Linked DNA regions of Mus musculus: region 1 is linked to region 2. Evidence: chromatin loops called from intact Hi-C (ENCODE). Cell type or tissue: heart. All regions are shown on one strand. Links, peaks and the distances in the headings refer to the core of each region. The heading gives the core; the rest is flanking DNA. Region 1 overlaps Smad6 (SMAD family member 6). Region 2 holds the start of Gm39360 (a long non-coding RNA gene).

The links. Peaks named below come from ENCODE experiments on the same cell type or tissue, not always from the same donor. Only the 100,000 strongest peaks of a DNase experiment are listed, where the experiment ranks them.
Region 1: a loop joins it to region 2, with 4 times the contacts of the local background. A loop is called at or near these places in 2 of 42 quality-filtered maps.

Annotation. Positions count from the first base shown.
Region 1 is chr9:63,951,854-63,960,729 of GRCm38, forward strand. Smad6 (SMAD family member 6) reads right to left here. Exons shown (of 4, transcript NM_008542.3): 4 at 1,223-2,203. The coding sequence ends at 1,671. Among named protein-coding and RNA genes, the nearest start is that of Gm36033, 12 kb to the left of the region's middle. RefSeq lists an enhancer at 6,462-8,876. In heart, for the core only: CTCF peaks have their summits at 4,419 (motif pointing right) and 7,417 (motif pointing right); DNase peaks (open chromatin) are centred at 4,328, 6,638, 7,468 and 7,828; H3K4me3 peaks cover 2,215 bases; H3K27ac peaks cover 7,142 bases.
Region 2 is chr9:64,097,197-64,106,072 of GRCm38, forward strand. Gm39360 (a long non-coding RNA gene) reads right to left here and starts at 3,359. Exons shown (of 3, transcript XR_870861.2): 1 at 3,275-3,359; 2 at 2,786-2,839. In heart, for the core only: a CTCF peak has its summit at 1,297; a DNase peak (open chromatin) is centred at 3,455; H3K27ac peaks cover 1,374 bases.

The DNA of each region.
Region 1 (8,876 bases), core at 677-8,676, 140 kb before region 2:
AGAGGCTGGAGTCTCTAAGACAGGGCCTCAGCTGAGAGATCCTGGAAGAATCATCTGTGGTCAGCCTAGGGGCACGGGTGTGATCTTTGACATGGGGACAGGATTACAAGAGGTAGAGACAGTCAATGGGCAAATAACACTGGGAAACAAAGTTAAGTGATCTATGACACCTGTTACCTGCCCTGTGCCACCTGCATCCTCTGGCAGCCACCACACGTACAAGTAGAAAGGGTTTATGTGATCAGTAGGAAGTGTAAGAGGCCTGGTGATTGTGCAAGTCAGGAGCTTCCAGCTAGGTCAGTCCCAGGAACGGTGGGCTCTGGGAATGCCTTGTCATGAGAATTCCGAGGGGCAGACCCTTTATAGAGGAATCGGCCCTGTGGGTGGACATGGAACAGATCTCGTAGCCCACAGCCATAGTGGGCAGTGAGGAACAGTAGTGACTTAAAGCTTGATGCAGTGTGTTAAGTTACAGAGGTCTCAGAGCCCTTCTGTGAGGGTATCTTTCAGAAAATTGCTCTCATATAACTCTGGTCCTAAAGTGTGATGGATCACTGGACCACCAGCTCTATCATGACTTAGCCATTCCTCCATCTAGAATGGCAACATGTCCCATTTTTGAATCAGAAATATACTCCCTGCCTTTCATATACCTTTAACACAGCTCGTGTGGCAGATTCTTGAGTGTGGTATGTGCAGGTGTATGCGTTTGTATCCTATTAAGGTCCTAAAAGAAGCCTCACTCCTGGGTGTGAGATTGGAAAGTAGGCCTCCATTCTTTCTTCCCCAGACTGTGGGGAGACATGGTATTTTCTAGTTTGCTCAGAGCTCTGAGATGGGCTGCAGGGACCAGAGCCTCCCTAATCCAACTGGCATGCACTTCCTCACCCCTCCCCCATCTAGTGGACACACCCCAGCCATGGGCAAGGAAGAACAAACCCTTATCTGGTTCTTATGTATAAATATATCCCCCACCCCCACATCTCTCCTTTGTTTTGTAGCCCAGAACTCTGACATAGCTGGGATAGTCTTGACCCTACTGGTCCTCCAGTCCCCGCTTCCCAACCAGTTCTGGGATTACAGGCGTATCCCACCATACCCTGTCAGCTCCCTTTCCTGCTGACTCCCTCTGCTTCAGACTCAATAAATACTGAAACCAAGTTCAGTTTGGCCCCAAAAGCCCACTGAAGCCCTGAAGGTTCTTTGTAAGAAAGAAAAAAACTATAATGCAAACACTTTATTATCAAGAGTGACTGGTATTAGTTTTTTTGTTTTTTGTTTTGTTTTTTTTTGGTCTGGGCATTAATATTTTTTAAAAAAGCCATACACCAAACCTAGGCTTTCCACCTAGTTCTACTGTATAATTCTCTTTAAAAAAGGAAAGAGGGAAAGAAAGAAAAAAATATATCTGTATTGAAAGAATTACAAGCCAAAGTGCGTCTTTCTTGTTTCTCCATATACACACATTGCACCATATATAAATAATTACGTTGTAAAAATGACTCCATAATTACAAGTATAATATATATTTCCATATAATATATAAAACTTTATATTAAATCTAGGTAGATGATATCTGGGGGGAGGGCGAGGTTGTCCCTGGGGTGGTGTCTCTGGGCGCTGGCCCCCCAGAGGTTGGGGGACGCTGCGGCACAGTGGCAGCCGCATTGCTATCTGTGGTTGTTGAGTAGGATCTCCAGCCAACAGGGGCAGGAGGTGATGAACTGTCGCGAGTAGCAGGGTCCCCAGCCCTTGGCGAAGCTGATGCGCACACTGTGCGGGTCGTAGGGGCCGTGAGCGGCGTCTGCGTGCTGCAGCAGCCCTGAGCGCTCAAAGTCGAACACCTTGATGGAGTAACCCGGTGGCACCTTGCGCACGACCAGGGCGCGGCCTCCGGGCGCATCCAGCGTCGGGGAGTTGACGAAGATGGGGTGCTCGCCCCGGTTGTAGGCCCACACGCCGTCTGGCTCCTTGCTGAGCAGTATGCCAAAACCGATCTTGCTGCGCGTGCGCCGCACCGACTCACTGCGCTGCTCCAGGTTGAGCTGGCCCAGGCAGAAGCCGCTGCCCTGAGGTAGGTCGTAGAAAATGCTGACAGCCTGGTCGTACACCGCATAGAGGCGGCCCACGCGTGTCCGGTGCTCCCAGTACGCCACGCTGCACCAGTGGCTCGGCTTGGTGGCATCCGGAGACATGCTGGCATCTGCAACGCAAGCATAGGATATGGCAAGGTTATTGCTGGGGGAGAGGGGGGGAGGCTGGGCAAAGTTTTCCAAGATCAACCAGTATGTGAGCAACCACTGTGTGCCAGGCTGCCAAATAATTTAGCACACAGTGGGAATTTCTCTCTCTCAAAAAATACGTTTTAATGGGGGGGGGGGGCGCGGTGAGAGCGCACTGAGAATCAAACCTCTTCAAGTTTGGCAACAAGCATCTTTACCATCTCATTCCGCCCCACATAGGATGATGAATCTACAGTATGCAAACCAGAGTGCCTACTGTGTGCTAGCCCCTGGGACACAAAGATATGAACCACATCCAGCTCCTGTCCACTATAATTTTACAACAACTAGGAGAGATAAACACCAACAAGCACAATCTACCAAGCAAGTGTAGCAATCTTAGAAGACCCCATCTGCAAGGTCATCATGACCTGCCCAAGGTTCACAGAGGCCAAACTGGAATGTGATTCAGACCCCTCAGTCCAGGACTTTACCCCAACAGAGCTCCCTCAAGGGGCTGGATCCAGCACAGGTCAGAAGTGAGGTTGGGATCTTACAGGAAGGTTTGGTTGCACACATTGCTAGCCTTTGATACATAACGCTATCTGGCACGGTGGCATGCACTTGCTGTCCCAGGTACTCAGGAGGCAGAAGATGCAGGATGTTTCAAACCAGCCTGGGCAAGCATCCCTCCCCCTGTTCCCCCAGAAGAACACTGATGGCATTCCCCTGCCTCAGACTTCCTGTGCTCCTTAACCAAGTTGACTTTCAGGTTTCCTGAGGCCCACAACCACCACCTTACTTGTGGCTGCTAAGTGCTATTTTAAAAAGTGGGCTTTGTCTGGGTGATGGTGGCACATGCCTTTAATCCCAGCACTTTGGGGTGGGGGGCAGAGGCAGGTGGACTTCTGAGTTGGAGACAGCCTGGTCTACAGAGTGAGTTCCAGGATAGCCAGGGCTATACAGAGAAACCCTGTCTTGGAAAAACCAAACCAAACCAACAACAACAACAACAACAACAACAACAACAACAACAACAACAACAACAAAAGAGGGCTTTGTTCTCCAAAGGATGTGCATGGATGTCTAGTTCTGGGATGTGTCCTGCTCCACTCCGGATCTCAGTTTCCCCACTGTATAGCAAAGCAGTGACCTGCACTTTGTCTAGATGGGCCTGAAACATGGCCCCACTCCACTTGGGGGGTTTTCACACATGTGGGGACCTGATATAGCCAAGTCTGCCTTGGAAGGCAGTCTCGGAGCTCTTGTTGTTGGGCATAGCCCACTTCTGAGATGAAGTCTCTGGCATCCTATCTTTGCTGTGGGCCCCCACCTCACCATGGCTGTCCACTGAAATTATATGATCTGCCATGCTTGCTTCTGGCCGGAGCCTTCTGAGCACAGAACCCACGTTCACCCAGCTCCTCCCAGGGGACTTGTCCAACAACCAACCTAACCTTGGATGAGTGGCTTTGTTCATTACCAGTGCCATGAGGCCAGCTCTGCAGCCTTCACTTAAGTCCTGAGTCTCCAGAGGGCCCTGGACCCTCTTTTCACACAGAGAAGGCTGCCTGGCTGCTACCTCGGACTGCACAGGGTCTCTACGAACAGGCCCGTTCATCACTCAGGAGCCAGCCACAGGTCCCTCAGTCTGAGGACAGTCAAATCTTCACACCAGGCAAAAGCTAGCTACAGTTGAGGAGGGGAGTCAAGGGGATCCTGGCTATCCCCAACTAAGTGCCCTTGGTGAGTGCACATACATAGCTCAAGCCCACGGCAGGAGAGCAGGATCAGCGAGGTCCTGAACTCCATCCTGCCAAGCCACTGTTCCTCTCAATACCCATCCACCTGGCGCAGGCTTGGGAAACTTGAGGGCCAGAAAAACAAGGCCGTGCCCACTGGCCATGAGCTTCCGGTACTGCTCGCAGCCAGGGAGACTTCCTCTAGTGAGCCAGGCCAAGTGAGGTTAAGAAGCTGTGTGCAGCACCCCGAGGATGCTGGGAGCAGAGCTAGGGTGGGTACCAGGCATCGCTGGGCCCCTCCTATGAGCTAGGCACTGCCTTCACGGGTGAGGGAACTGAATTCCCGATTGCGCACCCCAGAATTCTGGAGCCAGCCTCACGGAGAGGGCAAACCTTTGTGTGTGTGGTGCCAATGATGAAATGCAGTACCCTTTCTCTCCTGCTGAGCTACACCCAGGTCCCAAGCCAGCCACACTAGAGGGCGCTCTCCTCCATCCTCAGGCCAGTAGTTCTTAATCCTGATGCGAGACCCTTTAACCCAGTTCCCCACGCTGTGCTGGTGACCCCCAACCATACATTTTCATTGCTGCTTTTTAACTGTAATTTTGCTACTGTTATGAATCCTAATGTAAATATTTTTTGGAGATAAGAGGTTTACCAAAAGGGCAGAATGTCAGGCAGGCGCCTCATTAAAACTTCACTGGGCCGGTCACTTCCCTTCTCTGAGCCTCAGTTTCCCTATCTGTAATAGCAACTGCTGTAAGGACCTACGAGTCCCGTGGGTGCTTACTTCACTGTCTCACTGAGGAAAGGGACTACTAGTTTCAAAGTAGCCTTGTGTCAAGGTCAAAATAGCAGCTTCAAGTCAGAGAGTGTGCATAGGAGCCATAGGCAGGGAGGGAACACTTTCTTCTTGCCAATGTCTAGAAGGCTTTGCAGCTAGGAGTCCAGTGGGGCTTACCGTTTCTCTCAGGTACCTGTTTGATCCCTAGCCTGGCCACAGGATCCTTCACAGGGATGTTGCCATATGCCTCTGATGTCCAGGCTAGACCTATCTCCAACCCTATGGAAATTAAGCTGACTGGCTTCCAAATTCTGCTGCCCTGTAAGGCCCTCTCTTTACAACAGCATCCTCTCTGGGTCTGGACCACATGCCTACTGTGGGTCAGTGGCTCTGGGGATAGCCTACTCCCCACATATGAACAAAGGGCCTCAGGCCTCTCGGGGTCCTTCTCCAAGGCTGCAAATATCCCGGGGACTCTGAACACACTAAAGCAGGGGAAGAAAAGAAATAAAACTCATCTCAAATGTCTGTGTATCTTACACACAGGAAGCCTGATCTGAAGGTGGGCTCAGGTCTGAGGACAGTGGAGGGGTTGTGGGCAAGGACTTAAAGGTAACCCCCTCAGCTTTAGAGCTCCTCAGGATCACCTCACCTGGCAGGGATACCCAGGGCTCCCTAGAGGGAGTATGTCTCTCCCCCGATCCCGTGTGTGTGTGTGTGTGTGTGTGTGTGTGTGTGTGAGAGAGAGAGAGAGAGAGAGAGAGAGAGAGAGGGAGGGAGTGAACCCAGGCCTTTAGGCTTGCTTGGTAGGAGCTCTACCACTGAGCTACACCCAAGCCCAAGCCACACGTTTAAATGGGAATAGGGTGGGTAGCCATGGCACTGATGCCCAAGCCCCACGTTTAAGTGGGAATGGGGTGGGTAGCTACAGCACTGATCAATCTGCTTGGTTTTGTCCTGTGGGTATTTGTTTTCAAACATTTCCTCCTGACACAAACTAAAGAAACCTTGGTCTAGAGAGGACCTGTGGGTTCCACACGTGGACCTCAGTGGCCTTATCTCTGGAAGGTGGCACCCGGGTTATAATGATTTGCCTGAGGCCACCCATCAGAGATGGCAAAGTTGGGACTAGGACTTAAAATCCTTGAATGAGGTAAACACATGGCTGCAGCCACCTGACTGGCAAGCTTCTCCATGTACCCAAACCTCGCCTCTCTTCCTTTGTAAGAACTTATCAGTCATCGAGGGCTCTGCTCACCGGGGGCCACTGTTGGACTCTCTAGAAACTCAAACAGTAAATCAAGCATACACAGAAAGAGACCGTCATCTCGCTCACTGGCTCCAGGCCTGTTGCAACAACCCAGGCAAGGGGACTCAAGCTTCGAGGTGCTCCAAGAGGACTGTGAGTGGGAGGGCCCTTTACACTCTCTGTAAAGCACCTCGGTTAGTTCCTGGACTGGCACCTGTGGTGACCGACCTGCCCTGTAACAGAAGGGATGGAAAGAACACTTACGATCTAGAATGAGCCCAGCTGTGGCTCCATGCTCAACGCTCACAAGCTCCAAGAACTCAATTTTGTGGAGACCTGTATGCTGTGCGCTGGTGTGCTTCAGTGATGTAGAGCAGGCAGGCTGCACCCATGAGCCCACATGGCCCTACTCTACTCATCAGGGACAGTGTCTTGTAGAAAGAGCCTTCTCTCTTTGGGGTTCCAAAGCTCTGGCCCTGTCATCTTCCACAGCCACCAGCCTAATTAGGAACCATCTCTTTAATTGCAAATAAATACCGGGGGAGTCAGACCAGAGCAACATCAAAGGTGACCGAGGTCTGACCGAAACTCACGCTTCTCCCTCCTCCCTCCCCTCCCCAATCCCTGGCCTGCTCAGGGCCTGGCCTAGTTCCCAGCCAGCAACGGGTCCCGCTGGGAGGGGTGGGTGGGAGGAGAAACGCTGGGAGCCCTGCCTTCTAGCCAGGATCAGTTAACTGCCTCCTTTCTCAGCCTCGGTCCTCTCCGAGGAAGTAGCTATAATGTGCAGCTCTGAATTTCTATGTCCCAGCAAACTCTAGCCAGTCCCTTGCTGGGAGCCCTGCTCAGCCGGTCTCCAACAGGGGGATGGTGTGGCTCTCTCAGGGACACGGGTTAGCAAAGAAAGGAACCAACCAACTCCACAAACACCAAACGCACAGCAGAATGGACCACCCTTAAGTGCGCCTGCTTGGAGAAGGAAGTCACACACAGAAAATCCACTGAAAGGCAGAGGCGGGAAGTTCTCCATAGGCAGAACAGCTGATAAAACATGCAATAGCAAAGGTGGGCGGCAGCTCTCAGTGAGGAGTTCTGGGCTACATGTTCAAGGCCCCAGGTTCCATCCCCTAAGACTGCAGTAAATACATACAAAGAAAAGGAAGGAGGAAGGAAGAAGAGGAGGAGGAAGAGGAGGAGGAGAATCAGGGCAGTTGATAACCTGAGGAGTAGGTACACAGGAAGGAGAGAACTTCCAAGACAGGAACGATGGGAATCGGGGTGTATATATACACCCCAGAAGAGTCACCACAACCTAAACACTAGGCTAAGCAGGTTTTGGCTGTAGCTACTGACATCTACAGGAGTCTCAGAAGGTCCCCCAGGTGACAGCCCCTCGCCCCCATTGTCTCCCAGAGGTACCCACATTCCTGCCACCAGAGGGTGGTGGCAGCCTTCTCTGAGCACCAGGCAAACAGCCTCAACAAAGGCCGTCTCCCTTGCTCGGCCCAGCCACAGTCTGCCATGCCTTCCTCCAGAGCTCTCTGCCCAGCCAGGGTGCCTAGAGACCAACATGTAATTTTGTGTGTGTGGGAGGGGGGTACTGGACCTCAAGGGGGCTGGCTGGAGTCCGGAGGAGGTGGAGAGCGGTGGAATCCCAAGAAATGTCTTTAAGCTTATTCGAATCAGCAATTTTCTGTCAAAACAAAGTGCAGGAGCGCGGTGGTGTGCTCCCTCACAGGATCCAGCTAAAGCACGAACACAGTGAAATGTCTTCTCCTGCCCTCTCTCCGCCTTCTGACCACAAATGCCCAGGGTGGGCCATCCCAAGAAGGGACCAAAACATGTCCCAGTCTGGCGAGAAGACAAAGCACTCCCGGGAGGTTTGTGGGGTGGTCCGTCCCCACCGTATCCCTAATATCTGCTGGGCTTCACATCTCCCTAGCTTATACCACCGTCCTTGCCACCAATTAAAAACAACCAATAAAGACTGCTTGGCAGTAAGCTTCAGACAAGAACCAAATCCACTCCCTGTGGCGTGCCGAGAAGAGAAGAGACCAGCTCTCTAAAATCCAGAAAGCAACTAGCTCAGGGGTCACACAGCAAGTTGGTGGCAGAACTGGAAATCAGCCTAGGGCTTTCTCTCAGCCCTTTGCATGGGGGCCTCCCACTCTCCTGGAAAACTACTTTCTTCTGTCCCAAGTCATGCCTGTGGCTTCAAGTTCCCTTCATCCAACCGGCAGCGTTTCATCTGTGGCTCCAGAGCCTGGGAACAATTACGCAGGCCCTGCATCTGGTTAACCTAACACCCCTTTTAAAGCCTTATTTGCCCATTAGATAAGTAGTTTTTGTTATCAAACTGAGGGGAAGAAACGAGTTTCCAAGGAACTCTCCTTTGTCCTTTGGGGCCGAAGAAATGGCTTCAGGTTTGCAGCCAGTCCAGCCAGCAGCATTCATTAATGGTCCTGGCCTTCCTCACAGGGGAGGGAGGGCCTGTCCTTGCCCCTGGCTGCTTCAGAAAAGCAGAGAAAGAATGCACACAGGGCCACGTTAATGGTCAGCAGCTCAGAGCCAGCCGAGCGAGCCTCTGCTGAACGCGGGCTGGCCCAGCTGACAGGAGTTTCCTCCTCCTAGCTCCCCCCCACCTCCCCAACCCCCCACCTCAGAGCCAGCACCTCGGGCTCCCAGAGGAAGCCTGGCTTCCAAGAGGAAGTTCCTAATCGCTCATTACATCACAAGAGATCTGGCCACCGCTGCTGCGGGCCTGCACCGGGCCCACCGCAGGGGCTCTTTTAACTGTGGGTCTCCAGTGTGGAGACCGTGCTGTCCTCCCGCCCCACATGGCTACTTGGTTGCTCTGCTGGCAAAAGCGAGATGGGTACAGA
Region 2 (8,876 bases), core at 223-8,222:
GTCCTCAGTGAATACATAAATGTATTAAATTTGAGTTTGTCATCTAGAAGATGCCTAAGAACATTTTAAATATGAGCATTATGTTTTGTTTATTTTTATTGCTGGAAACAGGGTCTCTTGTAGCCTAGGATGGCCCCAAACTCAATATGTAGCTGAGGATGGCCTTGAGCTCCTACAGTAGCCCCTACGTCCCAAGTACTGGAATTATGCCCAGCTAAACATGTATGGTTTTTGACATGTTAATTACACTTTTAGAAAGCTGCCTTGCAAATAAATGCATGCTTGTATCCAAAAATCAAGAGAAACCTGTCATGTAGATACCATTTGCAGTAAGAAAAAAACTGAACCAGCCAGGCATGGTGGCACACACCTTTAATCCCAGCACTTGGGAGGCAGAGGCAGGTGGATTTCTGAGTTCGAGGCCAGCCTGGTCTACTGAGTGAGTTCCAGGACAGCCAGGGCTACACAGACAAACCTTGTCTCGAAAAAAAAAAAAACAAAAACAAAAACAAAAAAACACAAAAACAAAACAATAAACCTTCATACAATGCTGTAATGTTCACAAAAGCACGGTTTTTGTTTTAAATATTTTTAAATTATTTATTTGTGTAAGTGCATACACACACACACACACACACACACACATGCATGTCTATGTCCATGGAGTCAAGAAAGGGCATTCAATTCCTGGAGCTCTTGGGGTGCTAAGTATGTAACGCCAGTTCTCTGAAGGAGCAACAAGTACTCTTAAATGTTGAGCCATGTCCCCAGCCCCTCGTTGTAAGTATTCTTAGATCCAAGGGGGTGGTTAGTGCTTCTTTCATGATTGATACAGACAGTACTGAGTCTAGGATGGGGAACAAAGCTGGAACTTTTTCAGAGAATTCTCCTTTTAAACAGTACAGCAAACACACTGTTACAGTGCCCAGGAACTTCATGGCTGTAAGATCAGGCTTCTTACATATGTAGCTCTATCAGACTAAGGGTGAGAAGATCTGTCAACTGACTCAAGAACGGTGCAGGGGAGAAGACAGAGGCACAAAGTGCTAATACATTGATTTCATGGCTTACAAAATCACAGAGCCATGTAAAATCCCAGCATGTCGCCCTCCTGTCTCCCTCAGGCCCCAGGGCTTCCCTGACGCTTTGAATCCAGGCCTTACGTGTGGCCTGGACCTTCCACAAGAGCTTGGGGACCTCTGTCCCCAAGCTTTAGGCTGATGTTCTGCTGGGCCTGGCCTTGATGGCCCTTGCAGGGTTTGTATACTGAGAGGAGTGTATGCCTGCAGCTCCGTCTGCTGACCAGACCACAGCTCTGCAGTCCAGGGTTCCTACCTAAGATGGGAGTTGTCCAAGTTGGGTTTTTGTTGCTATGATTAAACACTGACCAAAACCAATTTAAGGGAGGAAAGAATTTATTTGGCTTATAGGATACTATCAAGGTAGGAACCTGGAAGCAGGAACTGAAAAACAGACCAGGGAGAAATGCTGCTTCCTGGCTGGTCCCCCATGGCTTGCTCAGTCTGCTTCCTTATACGACCCAGGGCCACCTGAATACTAGTGGCTCAGCCCATGTGAGCTGGGCCCTCCCACATCAATCACTGATCAAGAATACCCCCAGAAGCTTGACAGCAACCAATCTGATAGAAGTATTTTCTTTTCTTCCCTTCCCACCCCTCACCAAACAGTGTCTCACTATGTAGCCCTGGCTGTCCTGGAACTTATGATATTGACCAAGCTGGCCTGGAACTCAGAGATCCACCTGCTTCTCCCTCCCAGGTATTGGGATTAAAGGTGTGCCCCACTACGCCCAGCTTAGAAACATATTCTTGATTGAGGTTCTCTCTTCCCAGGTGACTCTAGTTGGTGTCTAGTTGACAAAAAAACAACCCAGCACTACCTGTGCAGATGGCACACTAGGCAAAGTCACCTGCAGCCAAGCTGGATGACCTGGGTTCAATTCTTGACACTTGTGTAACTAAAAGGTGAAAACTGAGTCCTACAAGTTGCCCTCTGACCTCTACGTGCGTTCTGTGGCATGTGTGCACGCACCCCTACACGTTCATACACAAGAACAACAAATAACACAGAAGATCACAGTTCTGAGTGGTCCAACACCTTTTTCTGACTTCTTTGGGCACCAGGCACACACTGTGGTGCACAGACGTACAGGTAGGTAAAGCACACATACACTGAAAAGAAATAGATAAAAACCCACAGAAATAAATAAAGGAAAATGACAAAATTACCTCCCTGGGGGGGGGATATTTTAAAGAGAAAGACGTGTCCCTAGAGGTAGCAGGAGGATATTGCTGCAGCCCCGGTTCCTGTAGAGTCATAGCCACCTGTGACACTCGAATTCCCTTCTGGAACACCTAAACTTGGAACCCATCCCTCCTCCCATCCCAGATCCTTCCCTCAAGACAGGTGAGCCTGCTTTCCAAGATGAGCAAGAATCAGGCCTGGTGCCTGCAGAGCTCAGGCCTTCAAGTTAGCTCTGAAAACAAGCGCAGGGAGCAGAAAGAACTTAGCCCAGGTCATCTAGAAGGTTGATAGCAGAATCAACACGAGACTCTGGAGGGAAATGGTGTCAGAGGCCTCCCTGCCTGTTTCTCGGGTTTTTCCAGATTCATCTGCTGCCCCAGCCCTACTGTCAGCTACAAATATTTATTAAGTGCCTACCACATATAGTGCTCTGGTCTGGGCTCTGAGGACTGCAGCAAATAACACAGGTCCAGAACTTACCCTCCTGGAACATACTTACGTTAGTCAGGCTGCTACCTACCTTTTAGGTTTGGGGACAGAAGAATGCATCAGAGACGAAGAGTGGCCAGAGGATCTGCAGGGTTTAACAGGCTCTGCTCACAGGAGTCTCCTGACCATTCTCCCTTTCCGCAGAAGCCCCCCAAATCCCCAATTCATCTGTGAGGAAAGGAGGGGGCCTAGAAAATGAAGACACCAGGCAAGCAGCACCAGGGCTGGGAAGTGTGGGTGGGTGCAGCAAGTGAGATTTCTGTATTCTCTGTGAGGCTCCCCTTCAGGAGAGGTGAGCAGAAGGCTGTGTCAGCTATTTTTAGGGGTCTTCATCCTGCCTGTGGGATGCTAAAGTGGCTAGCCAGCTGTGATTTGGGGCTGGCTGCTCTGTTCTGGTATTCTGATCCACTACTCAGGTCCCTGACCCTAAGTGGACTCACCCTGAGGTTAGCAGTGAGAGTCATAGCTGTCTCCCAAACATAAGTTCCTTATCTTCCTCACAATTTTGATCAGAAATTACCTGATTCCCTTGGGCCACTCTGGGAAGAATGGGTCTTCAGAGAGCCCTCTCTTCAAGAGCAGGATTCCCAGCCTGGTGACTGAAGTTCACTGGGCCAGGGTAACAGGCTGGGAACCCCTAACCTAGAAGCTTGCTCTCTGCTGCCATCCGGCCAGAAGTGCTGCCAGGGCAGGGTGTGAGTGCCTCCTAGCGGCAGCTCAGCCAAGTGTCCCGGGAAATACATACCAATCCCCGTGGGCAAAGTGGAGGTAGCAGTTTAACTTGTCCTCAAATTTGCACAAGAATGTTGTTATTTAGAACAACTCAAGCCTGGTGTGGGGTGCACACCTTTGATCCCAGCTCTACAGCAGAGGCAGGCAGATCTCTGACATTTCCAAAACAGCCTGGTCTACAAAGTTGTTCCAAGCTAGACCAAGTTATGAAGCAAGACCTCAGACAAAGCATAACAAAACAAACAAACACACACACACACACCACCCTCCAGGTGAGAACAGCACGGAGGGCTAGATCCAGCCTGCTCCAGGATTCAGGTGCCCACAAATCAAATTCCAAGTCTTGGTCCCTCTCACAGAATGCAGAATTAACTCCCCCCCCATCCCCCCAGGGCAGCCACAACAGGTCCGGAGTAATAAAAACAAGCGGACCAGCGCATCTCAGTACACCCAGGATGGCCCAGTTCTAGAACATTTTGGAAGTGCATTTTTCCAGGTACCTCTCTGGTCTGGGGAAAACCAATACACGCACGCACGCACGCACGCACGCACGCACACAGCTACCATGGCTCCATCAGTGTACACAGAAAACACAGAAGTTAAGAAAGCTTCCTTAGAAGTTGAAGAACTGGTCCAGTGGTTGAACTTGTATTACCCTTCCCAGCACTCACCTAAAGCACGTGTGTGTGTATGTGTGTGTGTGTGTGTGTGTGTGTATACACACAGTAACGTTTTTTAAAATATATAATTTATTTTTAGTTTATGTTCATTAGTGTTTTGCCTGCATGTATGTCTGTGTGAGGGTGTCAGAAGCCCTGGAACTGGAGTTAGAGATATGTGAGCTGACGTGGGTGCTGGGAATTAAACTTGAGTCCTCTGGAAAGAGCATCCAGTGCTCTTAAGTAGTGAGACATGTCTTCATCCCCTACAGTAAGTCAGAGAGAGGGGGGTGGGGGGGAGAGAGAGAGCACTTCTTTAGTCTGGCTGAGCCACAGAACCCCGTAAGCTAGGATCCCCTATGGCTAATAATGTACACCAGCAAGCACAGAAGCACACAGCAAGACCCCCTCAGGGTCTCTAAGAATACTGTCCTACCTCAAGGATTACAATGGGCATTCTCCCCACTAAGGAAGGAGGTCAGGAAGGTACCCAGAAAGTTCAGTATGTAGGAGGGCATGGGGCTGTGAGTATCTCACGTGCCTCTAATTTTTTTTTTTTTTTTGAGACCTCAAAGGCACAGCTGATCCTGGATCTGAAAGGGACACAAAAGTCAGGAGCAAACAGCTGAGTCCCACGACACCTGGGCACAGGGACAGACGCCAACTGCCCCTCTGCTCCAAATAACAGACCACCAAAGGCTCACACCGCCAGCCCACCCAACCTGTACCTCTGCCCCATCCTGAGGAGAGGGGAGCAGCTGAGAAGAGAGCCAGTCTGGAGGTTTTCAGGTGCCCCTGCCAATATGGAGACTAGCTCTACCACACGGCCTCAGCCTCCACAAGTGCCCTACCCTCACGCCAGCCTCTGAGCCTTCCTTTTTTTTGTTTTTTGTTTTTTTTTTTTTTTTCCGTCTGTGATGTGGCGACAAGCCCCACCTCTGGAAGAGGTGAAGAACCAGTTTAAACAGAATGTTCAAGCTGGGTGGTGATGGCACACGCCTTTAATCCCAGCACTTGGGAAGCAGAGGCAGGCAGATTTCTGCGTTCGAGGCCAGCCTGGTCTACAAAGGCAAGACACTTGCCACCAAGCCTTAACGACTTGAGTTTGGTTCCCTGGGATCCAAACGGTAGATGGAAAGAATTGACTCCCATAGATTGTACTCTGATCCTCACAAGATTGTACACACACACACACACACACACACGTAATTTTAACATTGAAGGAAAGCATTCCACACAGAGCCTGAATCGGTACACGTCTCCTCTTTTCCCAGAGGCCTTGATTTGCCCACCTGGACCACGAGAGCCCTTAAAGCCCAGATGGTTTTCTGCTCATCTCTTCCTCTCCTCCCTCTACTCCAAAAGGAAGCCTAGACTCTTGCCAAGGACTTATCTCAGGCTTTGGAGAGAGAGGGCTGCTTGAACCCTGACTAAATCCTGCTGAAAGTGGAGACTGGCCTGCCAGACTCAGCACTCCCCACACACCTGTCCGGAATGACTGCCTCATTATAAAGCCTGGCTGCAGGCACTAGCTACCCACCCCTTGCCCCAAACAGCCTGCTGCAGCCTCCTCAGCCTGGAAATCTCTATCATTTGCCGATATACATCTCACAAGGCACGCTGAGTGGAAGGGGCTGGCATCTGAAGCCACAGGCAGGTGGCCAGAGCCACCCAGTCACAAAACGCAGACGGGGAAAGGGCCTCCCCAGGTGCGGCTGGCCTTCAGGTGAGCAAACTGGATGCTGCAACCCCTTCTCCCAGGCCCCACCTTTAAGAGCTCTGCAGACCGAAGCATCCCACAGGCATGCAGGCGAACTCTGGCCTTTCCACTTGGACTCTCAGCTCACTGGTCCTGGGACAAGCAGAGAAGATGGCTGACAGGAAAAAGCTAAAAAGAAATGTCGACAGAAAAGGAAGAAGCCTCCAGGTCAGTCGCTTTTTTCTAGAACCTTCCTGTCACTCATGCCAAGAAGAGGGTCAGCTGGTCAGGGCCAGTCATCACCAGATCCCACTCCCTATCCTTCTGGTAACAAGTGACCCACTGCAAACACACACTGGAGCGCAGACACAGGGTCTCATGTAGCTTGGGCTGACCTCAAACTCGCTATATAACTAAGGATAACCTTGAATTTGCCTCTGACTCTTGATTTCTGGGATTACAGGCATGAACCACCAAATTCTATGCAGTGCTAGGGATTGAACCCAGGGTTTCATACATGCCAGGCAAACACTCTACCAACTGAGCTACAGCTCTAACCCCAAACTTCTGCATTATATATATATATATATATATAAACATATATATATATATATATATAAATTTTTATTTTTATGTATGTAAGTACACTGTAGCTGTTTTCAGACACACCAGAAGAGGGTATCAGATCCCATTACAGATGGTTGTGAGCCACCATGTGGTTTCTGGGAATTAAACTCAGGACTTCTAGAAGAGCAGCCAGTACTCAGTACTGCTGAGTCATCTCTCCAGCCCCTCCATTTTGATCCTTACACACAAAGGCTCACCCATTTCCTGTTTCTTGAATTAGACATGATGGTCTCCCTTGTGACTCAGGATTCTGAGGCAAACATTAAGCTTCTGGAACAGGTGGAACTAACACCCGCAAAGGCCCCTTAGTTCTTCCCCAAGAAAGTGGAGCAGAGGGGCTGGTGAGATGGCTCAGTGGGTAAGAGCACCTGACTGCTCTTCCAAAGGTCCGAAGTTCAAGTCCCAGCAACCACATGGTGGCTCACAACCATCTGTAATGAGATCTGATGCCCTCTTCTGGTGCATCTGAAGACAGCTACAGTGTACTTACATATAATAAATAAATAAATAAATCTTATAAAAAAAAAAAAAAGAAAGAAAGAAAGAAAGAAAGTGGAGCAGAAAGGAAACAAAATCCCACACATTTAATCACCAGCCAGTGGCGTCTATGGCACTCAACTGTAGTCATGCTATTGTTGGGACTTTATGGTTAGGTTGAACCTGAGCTGCCCAATAACGGGGGCCACTTGCCACATGTAACCGACTGAATTAGAGAGCCTGAATTAGGCCATAGTGACCCAAATGCTAGCATGAACCATACCTCAGCTTGGTAGGGAAGATTATCTTATGTGTGATGTGATGTGTGTTCCTTTGAGGGATAGCTCAGGACTTGGGTTTCCCAGGGTCCCCTTCTCCTCCTTCCCCATCCCATAGCCCACAGTGACAAGGAGGAGAAAGGATCAGCATCTGCTGGGGGAGGGGGAATTCTAGGATGGCAACTGAGGACCTCTGAGGACCTCAGGGTCAGTGTGTCTCTGCTAGCCATCAGACGGTTTGGGGAGATGAGGGAGCATGGCAGATGGTGGCTTCGAAGTCCTAAGGCCTATTTCATACAGCCTGTGAGTTCAGAGACATGTGACAGGGGACCCTCTCTGTCCATGCCATCGTGGCTGTTGCTGTTATTTTCTTTCCAGTGCCCAGAACTGTGCCTGGATGGCATAGGGCTTGACAAGAGGATTTTGAGTTTATGAGTCCAGTGACTGTGATACTCACAGAATCACCTCATGGTGTGTGATTAGCCTCACTCTGCAGAGGTGAAAACTGGTCGAAAGGCATTCAGGAAACCGAGGGCTGGAGTTCAGCTTGGTAGAGCACTCATCTAGTGTGCTGCACAAGTCCCTAGATTCAATCCTCTGCACGGCACAACTGAGAGGGACGGCACACACTGCAATCCCAGCACTTGGGAGATAGGAGTGGAAAGGTCAGGTGTTCAAGGTCAGCCTTAGCTACCTGGGGAATTTGTGGCCAGCATTGGCTGCAGGTGACCCTGGCTTAATAAAACTTTTAAAGCTTTCTTGTGTCCCCAGCTGAGCGGCACCAGCCAAGGCCCCGGCGCACAACTGGCAGGGTGCAGGATGCAGCTCTTGAAGTCCATATCCTAAGGCAATGTCCTTCTCTAGTCCCAAGAACTTGAGTAAGGCTCTTGGGTCCCACAAGCTGAAAGAGAGATCCCAGCAAGAGGTTCGCACTCTGTGAAGCCAACCTCTTCCCTCCTTGTCCTTCCCTGACTCTAAAGAGGCAAAGCCCAGGAGGACAAGGGGTGACTCAGACACTTCCTGTTTTCTTGGCCACAGTAACATCGAGATGGAAACCGCTTAGGCTGGGGTTCATGGCCTAAGAGAGGGGGCTTGGAGAGAAGGTCAGAGTTGCAGAGCCAGCCTGCTCTGGGACAAGGTTGGAGCCAGCTGGGTGAAGCGGCACAGTGTGGTTTCCTGGCCTGGGTGACTGAAGACAAGCGTGGTTTGACGGGTGGCTAGATCAGCAAAGGAGAGAGGGCTTGGGCCAGCTTTTCTTGAAGTGTAAGGGGTTTGTTTTGAGTCCTTGGGGATTGAAGGAGGGCCCAAGGTTCTGCCTTTATTCTTTGGTACAGGCAAATCAGACAGGCTGGGAGGTGACAGGGAGGGGGTGGGGCCCTGCAAACCAAATCCTGGGTGACCAAGAGCTGGGATACATTATGACTGCCCTTCCATGTGACTTCAGAAAGCCCACATCAGCTCTATCGCAGAGTGAAGCTCCCAAAGAGAGAAGGTTTATTTTGGCTCGTGGGTGTAGGGGTTTCTGTCCACAGCCAGCAGCCTCATTGTTTGAGGCCTCTGTTGAGGACAACACACCCATCCGCTCTTCTCAGGACCCAGGAAGCAAAAGAGAGAGAGAGAGAGAGAGAGAGAGAGAGAGAGAGGAAGAGG